Linked DNA regions of Homo sapiens: region 1 is linked to region 2. A link is a loop called in an ENCODE intact Hi-C map of the cell type or tissue named here. Cell type or tissue: Caco-2. All regions are shown on one strand. Each heading gives the region's core, and the rest is flanking DNA. Links, peaks and the distances in the headings are about the cores only.

Evidence for each region. Hi-C counts contacts between places; a loop is a spot of excess contacts. Peaks named below come from ENCODE experiments on the same cell type or tissue, not always from the same donor. Only the 100,000 strongest peaks of a DNase experiment are listed, where the experiment ranks them.
Region 1: it touches region 2 in a loop (6-fold over the local background); 5 of 110 quality-filtered maps call a loop at or near these places.

What each region holds. Positions count from the first base shown.
Region 1 is chr2:1,684,594-1,688,593 of GRCh38, reverse strand. PXDN (peroxidasin) reads left to right here. Exons shown (of 23, transcript NM_012293.3): 4 at 891-962. Among named protein-coding and RNA genes, the nearest start is that of PXDN, 58 kb to the left of the region's middle. RefSeq lists enhancers at 1,214-1,728, 1,729-2,242. In Caco-2, for the core only: no CTCF peak of the experiment used is centred there; DNase peaks (open chromatin) are centred at 1,119, 1,753 and 2,523.
Region 2 is chr2:1,626,878-1,634,182 of GRCh38, reverse strand. PXDN (peroxidasin) reads left to right here. Exons shown (of 23, transcript NM_012293.3): 23 at 1-2,296. LOC124907723 (a long non-coding RNA gene) reads right to left here and starts at 152. Exons shown (of 2, transcript XR_007086188.1): 1 at 1-152. In Caco-2, for the core only: no CTCF peak of the experiment used is centred there; DNase peaks (open chromatin) are centred at 642, 902 and 2,102; H3K4me3 peaks cover 279 bases.

The sequences.
Region 1 (4,000 bases), core at 1-4,000, 54 kb before region 2:
GCTGGCCTAGAGCTGTGTTGTGAGGCAAGCTGGCTGAAGGCGAGTCATGTCCGAGATGGGTGGGCACAATGCGCATGGTTTTGTGGCTCTTTTTGGAATTGTGATACTTTGGTGTGGAAATTTTCATCCTCCATCAGGCTTGGCAAGTGTTTTCTGTGCAGGACCAGTCCTCTGTGAGCTGCGCAGTCTCTACTGGGACCACTCAGCTCGGCCACACAGCGCCAGCGCAGCCCCAGATGGTGCGGAGTGAGCGAGTGTGGGCGTGTTCCAGCAGAGCTTCATTTATGGACGCTGGCATTCCAAGTTCACATGTTAGGAAATAGGATTCTCCTATTGAGATTTTCCACCATTTTACACAAAGACAAGAGCCAGGCCAATTGTGTGGCTCTTCCAGTATGCCTCTGTTGCTTCTGTTTTCTAAGAATGGGATTCTAGGGGTGAGTTATTCAAGGTGCATTCGGTCTTCATATTGTCCACTCCCCAAATTATTTCTAGGTATTTTGGAGATGTATCAGTATCAGTTATAGAATCTTACAGCCAATGCATTATACATGCCTGTGGAAAATGGTTTTTATCTTCTTCAGGCTTTGAAGCAAATGTATTGTCAGCAATTCATTAGCCATAGTCTAAGGTCTGTGAGTTGCCTGAAAAACCCGTCGCAGTGGTTTGATCACCTTCAGTTGGCACCGGTTGCTTTTAGCCCCCTTGAGATCTGAGGGAAGGGAAGCCCTTGGGAGAGGCACTGTACTCACCGTGCAGATGGTTTGTTTGCATTCTAATACAGTCATTAATTGTAAAACTGTCTCCATGTGTCAATTTAATTCTTCTTTTCCGTCTGAAGTTTGACCTCCTGTCTGTGTGCTAATGCTCCCCAATGTTTCTTGTTTCAGCTATCTGTACAAGAATGAGATCCAGTCAATTGACAGGCAAGCATTTAAGGGACTTGCCTCTCTAGAGCAACTGTAAGTGCCCCTTCTCTTCGTGCTTTAGTTCTTGGATGCCGTCTGGCTGTTTTCCTCTTGTAGGGACCAGTGGAGTGAGCTAGCTGTTTGCATGATGCATGACTATGCTACCTGAGGTGCGGGGAGTACGTGCATGATGACGGAAAAACAGGGATGGGCGAGTCATTTGCCCTCCGCCCCGCCTTCCACCCAGCCAGCCCTCCACCCACCCCTCAGGACGTATCCCTGGTTTCCTTACGGCGGCACCAGGCCCTGGGCCATGCTTTCCTGACACCAAGGACAGTAATATCGATGGAATCCCTGTCACAACTTAGAGGAGAGACAGGCAGGCGCCCAAGTCCGATCAAGGCATCCTTCACAGGGGAAATATCCAGGGTGCCCGGGGAGGAGAGGGCTCTTTGCCTCGTTCACTGTTCCTCCTTATGACTGTGAACACATGAAGCTGAATTTCTTCAATTGTGGTGACATTATTTTGGAGAAAACCTTTCTTTCCCTTGTAGTTCTAGTTAGTGTATGCAGTGTGTCATGAAACGCTCTTAGTTTCTTTGGCCAACGTGAAGTCGTACTTTGCTGTGAAGTCAGCGTGTTGATTTTTCATTACAATGTCCTGGTAAAAAGGAGGATTTGTCCTGGTTTGTTTGCTCGGCCAGTCACCTTTCACTCGGCAAACTGAGCCCATTCCTGAGGAGCTGCAATTTGTCACGGTTTTAGGAATGTGGATGAAAGCAGCTGTTTGCTGTGACGCAGCGTGACGTCCTCCTGCCACAGCTGCTGATCCGTGGTCACGGGTCACTGGCTCACTGGACACAGCGATGTTGTCAGAGAGTTTGAGGCCAAGCGGTGCAGGGGGGAGACCACTCTGGGATTGTGCATCCTGAGGACCCACGGTGCTCATGTTTCCGAAAGTGTGTGTTGATTCAAGTGAGCGTGGACAGGGCGTGGGTAGATTTGGGAGGAGGTCTGTCTCTACAGAGAAGGACAGTGCAGCTCATTGCAGAAACACATGGACGTATCCAGGGAACACCCAGATGTAGGGAGAGCTTGCAAAGGAGCAAGTTCTCATATCCAACAAGCGTTTCACTCAGTGGGGGCGAGCAAATCTTCATAGCAAACAGTTCTTCCATCCTGAGTGGATCGGAAAATCCTCATCTGGCTTTGTGCTGGGTGAGTCCAGTGTTATTTTTAAGGAAGGAAAGGGCAAGTCAGGGGAGAAACGAGGCTGAATGAGGAAGGGCATCTGTGAATCACCAAGTAGATGTTTGCTGAAATTTTGGATGATGGGGAGGGCTTCTTGAGCTGGCCAGGCTGCCTTTAGCACCCAGGGTTAGGTGAGCTGGGGTCTCTGGTGCTGCAGCTTGGGTTCCATTCGTTAAACGCTGTACAGTGAGCCTGAGGGCAGCCCGAGCCCCGCCCTCGGGCAGGGAGCTGTTGGGGAGGGGATAAGCGAGTCCACCAGACCTCAGTGAGAGACTTGGGCAAAGGGCTGTATGTCCAGGGAGGGTGGCTTGTGCCTGACCCTGGCGAACTGCACCCCTTCCCCGGATCGGCTCTACAGCCCAGAGCTATTGAAAACATGCATTCCTGGTGACACTGGGAGACCGGAATGCAGGAATGCCCGGGAGCCCGGATGCAGTCCAGGGGGATCTGAGTGTCCCTGATCCAGAAAGAAGGCTCTTTGGGAAGCTGTGGACACAGGTCAGAAAACACACCTGGCCAGTCAGGAAACATGCGTTTGAATTCAATGATGACCTCAGTATACTTGGGGAGCCATTTCCTGTCTTTGGTCCTGTTTCCTCAATTGTTCAGGGAGGGGTGGAGGACACCCCAGGCTGCCTGGGGCCCCAGCCTCTCTAAGATCCTGTGCACCCTGGGCCGTCATTTCCCGTAGCACCTGTGCAGCAGGTGCCAAGTCCCACCCACTCAGCCGTCCCCCTGGCCAACCTGCATTGCAGTCTGGGTGGAGGGATTTTTACACCCATCGCTCTCCGTGGGGCTTGAAATACCCCCTTTCCTTCCCTCGGTCAGTACCTCCTCATCCTTCTGGGCTTTGCTTGGGGGACTCCACCCCTGCCTGCCTGCACTGAAGCCTCGCTGAGCAGCTCACAGCCACTGTGCCGTGGTGGTGCCTGGGTCTTACATCGGTCCCCAGCTGCCATGGGCTGTGAAAGGCCAAGGACCCCAGAAAACCACAGGCGCCCTGTCAGCACACTGCCTGGCAGAGACGAGGCTCCAGGGATTCTGTCGGGTTCGGCCTTCCTCGGGACCCGCGCGTCAGGTGCCCGCCCGTCATGCTCGCCCACGGCGGTTTTCCTTGTCTTCCTGCTCCAGTTTTTCCTTCCCTCACGTTTCCCATTCGTGCGCGGAGTGCTGAGCACAGACCTGTCCCGGGGCAAGGGGCAGGGATGGTCTGCGTTTGGGGGCCCTCCGGCTGCAGGTGTCCGCAGAGACTCAGTGTGGCCTGTGTGGGTGCTGCCTGGGGAGCTGGCCCCGGGACGGGGCGGGCCCTGGCAGCCGCACTCTGGTGCCCTGGTGGTGACGGTGATCTCAGGATGTCCACAGACCTGATTCTCAGGCGTGCGTTCTGAGGAGTCCTCCTTTCTGTGGAGTTATGAAGACCTGTGAACGCTGGCATGCTGCTTCTTTGCTCATTTTGGCCTCCTGAAGAAGTAGTCACTGAAAATGTGTGCTGGTTGCAGGGGACACCTGAGTGGGCAGGAGGGGTCTCCCAGCAGAGCACCCCAGGGAGAAGACTGACTTTGTGTTTGACTTAAGAGGAAAAAACCCACTTTTCAAAATGAGAAATTTCGTATTCAGGAAAAATTAGAAAGAATGAGTTATATCAAAAGGTATAAATTGTTGAAGTATGGTAAATGGAAAGAAATAGAAACACTGGGTATTCTGTACAATCAACGACACCCGAGGAAAGATGGTCTCTTATTTAATGCTTCAGGACTGATGGAGAAAGTTGTGTGACATTCTTTTTGTGTTTCCTTTGTGGTCTTGAAGGATATCTTTGTATCTGATAATATACTCTGTGT
Region 2 (7,305 bases), core at 1-4,000:
GTTTGTCTGCTGTGCCATCGTGAGATCGGGTGGCCGATGGCAGGGAGCTGCGGACTGCAGACCAGGAAACACCCAGAACTCGTGACATTTCATGACAACGTCCAGCTGGTGCTGTTACAGAAGGCAGTGCAGGAGGCTTCCAACCAGAGCATCTGCGGAGAAGGAGGCACAGCAGGTGCCTGAAGGGAAGCAGGCAGGAGTCCTAGCTTCACGTTAGACTTCTCAGGTTTTTATTTAATTCTTTTAAAATGAAAAATTGGTGCTACTATTAAATTGCACAGTTGAATCATTTAGGCGCCTAAATTGATTTTGCCTCCCAACACCATTTCTTTTTAAATAAAGCAGGATACCTCTATATGTCAGCCTTGCCTTGTTCAGATGCCAGGAGCCGGCAGACCTGTCACCCGCAGGTGGGGTGAGTCTTGGAGCTGCCAGAGGGGCTCACCGAAATCGGGGTTCCATCACAAGCTATGTTTAAAAAGAAAATTGGTGTTTGGCAAACGGAACAGAACCTTTGATGAGAGCGTTCACAGGGACACTGTCTGGGGGTGCAGTGCAAGCCCCCGGCCTCTTCCCTGGGAACCTCTGAACTCCTCCTTCCTCTGGGCTCTCTGTAACATTTCACCACACGTCAGCATCTAATCCCAAGACAAACATTCCCGCTGCTCGAAGCAGCTGTATAGCCTGTGACTCTCCGTGTGTCAGCTCCTTCCACACCTGATTAGAACATTCATAAGCCACATTTAGAAACAGGTTTGCTTTCAGCTGTCACTTGCACACATACTGCCTAGTTGTGAACCAAATGTGAAAAAACCTCCTTCATCCCATTGTGTATCTGATACCTGCCGAGGGCCAAGGGTGTGTGTTGACAACGCCGCTCCCAGCCGGCCCTGGTTGCGTCCACGTCCTGAACAAGAGCCGCTTCCGGATGGCTCTTCCCAAGGGAGGAGGAGCTCAAGTGTCGGGAACTGTCTAACTTCAGGTTGTGTGAGTGCGTTAAAAAAAAAAAAAAAAAAGAATCCCTATACCTCATTTGTATTTTTAAAATGCGTGATGTTTTATGAAATTGTGTCCATTTTTTAGGTATTAGATATGGCAGAAAAACCATTTCCACTATGCAAAGTTCTTTTAGACGTCAGTGAAAATCAACTCTCATACCTCATGGTCTCTCTTTAATTGACCAAAACCTTCCATTTTTCTCTAAATACAAAGCGATCTGTGTTCTGAGCAACCTTTCCCCGAACACACAGCTTCAGTGCAGCACGCTGACCTGAGTATCCACCATGTGCCAGGCACAGTGCTGGGCACACGAGGCACCAAGGTCCGGGCCACCTGCCCGCAGCAAGGCCCAGCTGAGGTGGTGGAGGGAGCCCCTGAGGTCAGGGGCCGTTTCGGTTCAGGGTGGCAGGTGTCCAGCACTGGGGTATGGCGTCGAGGCTTCCATGGGGTGGGGGAGGCCAGCTTCCTTCTGACAGGATGGGCGCATACAGTGCCTGGTGTGATTTGTGCACAACCCGTGTTCCAGGTGCACATCCTCCCAAGGAGACACCCAGACCCTTCCAGCACGGGCCGGCCAAGTTGCTGCGGCGGAGGCAGCATTTCAGCTGTGAGGAAGGTCATTGGATTCATGTGTTTTATCTGTAAAAATGGTTGTCTTAACTTCTTAACCTCATATTGGTAAGTGATTGATAAAAATTGGTTGGTGTTTCATGACATGTGGACTTCTTTTGAAATAGCAAGTCAAATGTAGTGACCAAATTGTGGAAGAGATTTCTGTCAAATAGGAAATGTGTAAGTTCGTCTAAAAGCTGATGGTTATGTAAGTTGCTCAGGCACTCAGATGACAGCAGATTCTGGGTTCTGGGAGTGTTCTGTGCCTCTTACATGCCCTGGAGGCCTCATGGTCTCAGTGCTGAGGCGGCACACCTGTAGCACACCTGCGTAATGTGCGGTCTGGGCCAGTCACAAGGAATTGTGTTGTCTAAGCCAAAGGGGGAAGCTGACTGTGATTTACCAAAAAAAATTCTGTAATTCAAACCAAAATGTCTGCGGAATCACCAGTTTGATACTCTCTGTAATCAGAACAGTGGGCAGTGCCTGGGTGAACGTGTCTAGCAGCCACTGTGCGGGATCGCTGTAACAGGAGTGGAATGTACATATTTATTTACTTTTCTAACTGCTCCAACAGCCAAATGCCTTTTTTATGACCATTGTATTCAGTTCATTACCAAAGAAATGTTTGCACTTTGTAATGATGCCTTTCAGTTCAAATAAATGGGTCACATTTTCAAATGGAGAATGGCTTTATTTTTTTTTACCTGAAACCAGTACATGAGGCTAAAACTTTTCCAGGTGAGATCAAAAGCCTGAGAAGGGAAGGAGGTAGGTCCAGGAAGAAGCCCCAGAACTGTCCTAGTCACTAATCATTTTGTGACTAAATGTGAAAAAATTACTAAAAATAAGGTATTAGATAAAGTTGACTTCCTTTTCCGAAGCAGCTGGGATGCTTTAACCCGACTGAATTTTGGCAGGTGGGAGTGAGCTCTTGGGAAAAACCTCTGGCAAATAAATGCCCTTGTCTCCTGGAATCTTTGTGCTGTGGAGAAGGACATTTCTTTGTCAGAGAGGAGTGTACAAGCAATTCACACACCGAGGTGTCTGAGATGGGCAGATGCTTTTCCAGAAGCAAGAGCGCAGGTCAGGAGGGCACAGTGCACGGAAGACAGACACTCCCTTTCCAGGCCTGAGCTATGTGTGGCTCTGGGGCCAGAAGTCGGGGATGACATGTGACAATTGCTGAGCCCCTCAGGCTGTGGTTGGGTGGGAGAGAGGATGCTGCTCTAAAGGAAACTGGAATGGATCTGAGGGCATCTTTATAGGGCCTGGAAAAAATACTACTCATCTATGTAAGGAGAAAAATGAAATATTAACGAAAATTAAATATTATGTTGTTAAAATTGCCAAATCATTTCAAAATTAGAATGATAAATTGAGCTGCTTTCATGGAATGTTTATGAACATGGGATGAACACTCCTCAATCAACAAAAGACAAATTAGGTGCTTTTCTGTCACGAGGGAATGAGTGCCATATACCAATTTTAATTTAAATGAAATGCCTAATGCAAAACTAGCAAAAGTTAACCATATGTATCTTGTTTTAATAATATGTAGAATGCATTGAAACATTCCTATTGCTTTTTGTTATTAACACTTAATACCTGTTTCTGGTGTGCAAAATTATATGTCAAATGACATAAATACAGGCATACCTGGGAGATATTGTGGCTTCAGTTCCAGACCACCGCAATCAGTGACTATCTCAATAAAGCAAGTCATACAATTTTTTTGGTTTCCCGGTGCGAATAAAAGCTGTGTTCACATTACACTATGGTCTATTACATGCACAAAAGCATTATGTCTAAAAAATGTACATACCTTAATTTAAAAATACTTTATGGCTAAAAATAGTGAACGATCATCTGAGCCTTCAGTGAGCTGTAATCTCTTTGCTGGTGGAGGGTCTTGTGTTGGTGTTAATGGCTGCTGACTGATTAGGGTGGTGGTTGTTGAAAGTTGGGGTGGCTGTGTCAATTTTGGAAAGTAAGACAAAATGAAGCTTAGCGCATTGGTTTAGCCTTACTTTCATGAAAGATTTATTTGTAGTAAGGGATGTTGTTTGATAGCATCTTACCCACAGAATTACTTATTTCAACATTGGAGTCAGTCCTCTCAAACCCTGCTGCTGCTTTATCACATAAACTTATGGAATATTCTAAATCCTATGTTGTCATTTCAACAGTGTTCACAATATCTTCACCAGGAGTAGAGTCCATCTCAAGAAACCACTCGCTTTGCTTATCCCCAAGAAGCAACTCCTCATCCATTCAAGATTGATCATGAGATTGCAGCAATTCAGTCCCATCTTCAGACTCCACTTCTAATTCTCTTGCTATTTCCACCACATCTGCAGTTACTGCCTCCACTGAAGTCTTAAACCCCTCAGCGTTATCCATGAGGGCAGGAATCAACTTTTTTAACAGGCACTTCTGTTAGTGTGTATATTTTGACCTGCTCCCATGGATCATAAATGTTTTAATAGCATCTAGAGTGGTGAATTCTTTCCAGAAGGTTTTCAGTTTACTTTGCCCCAATCCATTAGAAGAGTCACTGTCTATGGCAGCTACAGCCTAATGAAATGATTTCTTACTTGAAAGTCAAAATTATAACTTGATCCATGGGCTGCAGAATGGATGTTGTGTAAACATTCATCTCTTTGTACATCCCCATTAGAGCTCTTGCATGACCAAGTGCATTGTCAATGAGCAATAATATTTTGAAGATAATTGATTTTTTCTGAGCAGTAGTTCTCAAGAGTGGGCTTAAAATATTCAGTAAATTGTGCCATAAACATATGTGCTGTCATCCAGGCTTTGTTCCATTTATAAAGCATGGGCAGAGTTGATTTAGCATAATTCTTAAAGGTCTGAAGATTCTCAGAAGTAAATGAACATTGACTTCAACTTAAGGTCACCAGCTGCACCAGCCATGGCAAGAGAGTCACCCTGTCCTCTGAAGCTTTGAAGCCAGGCATTGACTTCTCCTCTCCAGCTATGAAAGTCCGGAATGCTTCTTCTTCCAATAGAAGGCTGTTTTGTCCACATGGAAAATCTGTTGTTTCATGTAGTCATCTTCATCAGTGATCTCAGAGCTTCTGGAGAACTTGCTGCAGCTTCTCCATCAGCACTTGCTGCTTCTCCTTGCACTTTCATGCTGTGGAGACGGCTTCTTTCCTTAAACCTCAGAATCAACCTCTGCTAGCTTCAGAGTCTATTTCTGCAGCTTCCTCACCACTCTCAGCTTTCACAGAATTGAATGGAATTAGGGCCTTACTCTGTGTTAGGCTTTGGCTTAAGGGAATGTTGTATCTGACTTACCTTGTATCCAGACCATTCAAACTTTCTCCATATCAGCCATAAGGCTGTCTCACTTATTATTTGTGTTTCATCATTAGTGTGTTCACTGGGGTAGCACTTTTAATTCCCTTCAAGAACTTTTTCTTGGCATTCACGACTTGGTTGTTTGGCACAAGAGACCTGGCTTTTGGCCAATTTCAGCTTTCGACATGCCTTCCTCACTAAGCTGAATCATGTTTAGCTTTTGATTTCAAGTGAGAGACATGTGACTCTTCCTTTCACTTGAACACTTAGGGTCATTGTAGGATTATTAATTGGTCTAATTTCAACATTATTGTGTCTCAAGGAATAGGGAAGTCTGAAGAGAGGGAGAATAACCCATTCGGGGCCCAAAGCAATTAATAGTAACATCAAAGATCATTGATCACAGATCACCGTAACAGATATCATGAAAAAGTTTGAAATATTGCAAGAATTACCAAAATGTGCCAGAGACACAAAGTAAGCACGTTACTACAAAAATGGCCCCATTGGATTTGCTCCACACAGGGTTGCCACAAACCTTTAATTTGTAAAAAAACAAAACAAAACAAAACAAAAAAAACCTGTATCTGTGGGCCGGGAATGGTGGCTCACGCCTGTAATCACAGCACTTTGGGAGGCCAAGGTGGGCGGATCACCAGAGGTCAGGAGTACGAGACCAGCCTGGCCAACGTGATGAAACCTCGTCTCTACTAAAAATACAAAAAATTACCCAGGTGTGGTGGCGGGTGCCTGTAGTCCCAGCTACTCCGGAGGATGAGGCAGGAGAATCGCTTGAACCCGGGGAGGCAGAGGTTGCAGTGAGCTGAGATTGCGCCACTGCACTCCAGCCTGGGCAACAAGAGCGAGACTCCAACTCAAAAAAAAAAAAAGAAAAAATGCAGTATCTGTGAAGTGCAATAAATCAAAGCATAAAATGAGTTGTGCCTGTGGTTTTTTGTTTGTCAAAGCATTCACCAAAAGATTCTTCCATGCGTTTAGTGAACTTCCCAAATGTTTTCTGACAAAAGTTTCCGGAAGGCATCTGATTGGCATCCACTGAGTTTCATGCAACAGTTTTTCTGGTGAAACCAATTTATCACCACCCACAATTCTAGTCATGACACTCTAGAATCTCGGAGATGGAATAGATGAGTGAGCAAAGTGTATTTGCAAAAGAGTCATCTATTCCTAAGCTATCACATGCTTTAAGTTTATCCAAGTCCCCACCATGTGACCAGTTGGGAGCCTCAGCTTGAACGGATTTAAGATTATCCTGTAATTACAGATGAGGAAAAATGGTCCTAGAAGGCTGGCCACATTGCACCAGGCCACCAAACAATATGAGAGCTCATCCAACATCAGCCCAGCCCCATGCGCTGTTGCACACAGTTGTGAGCATTGCACCTGCCCGATACCCCAGCCTGCCTGTATCCACCCCGGTTTGCACACCACTGTGAGGAAGCACGCCCCATCATGGCTCCTTAGCTCAGTCCTGCTGAGGGGTTGCCATTCCCAAGTTGTCCTTAATGTCCTAGTGGCTATAACAAAGGCACCAAACAGCCACTACAGTTTTGCTTTTCATGTATTCAGTGTTAAGCCTTTGTGCTTAAAGTCTTCCATTTTAGGTTTACTTTCATTTATATTTATGGTAACAAATATGCTCACATCCCAAACCTGGGGATATTGACAGTCAGTTAGCATGTTTGAATCTGGAAGATTCCTGAAACTCCAGTAATGACTGTTTTTAATGTTTGTGGGATTTGTTAAAAATAACTCGGTCTGTGTTCACCATCACAGTATCTGGGGTTTCTTTGTTCCAACTGTGGGGACTCCAGAGGGCGGAAGCCAAGGTTGAAAGCCTAACATCTCCATTGTCCTTCCCATTATGTCGTGAACGTGTCCCTAACTTAACAAAGTGATCCTTTTTCCATCATAACTCTGGATGTCACCCTTATGGTCTAGTACAATACCGCCAAGAAACCACAGTTTTCAGGAATCACTTTGCGGTTACTGGTTTGGTGCTGCGGAGGACGGAAGGAAACACTGTGTACTCCTTTATCAGTTGCAATGACTGTTCAGACATGGACAGTAAATTGGTGTGGCTTTTCTATTACCGTGGTTTGGGGAAGAGAAGGAATAGAAATCTTCAGATTTTCATTATTATTATTTTTTTCTGACCTTGAGCATAATCTTAAGTTATAGGAAAAATTTTATCTTCAATGTGTTTTATCAAAAACATACCTCCTTAATGATTATTAACCCACAATTAAAAGCCGTAAGTGGACCATCCTGGCTAACACGGTGAAACCCTGTCTCTACTAAATATACAAAAAAATTAGCCGGGCATGGTGGCGGGCACCTGTAGTC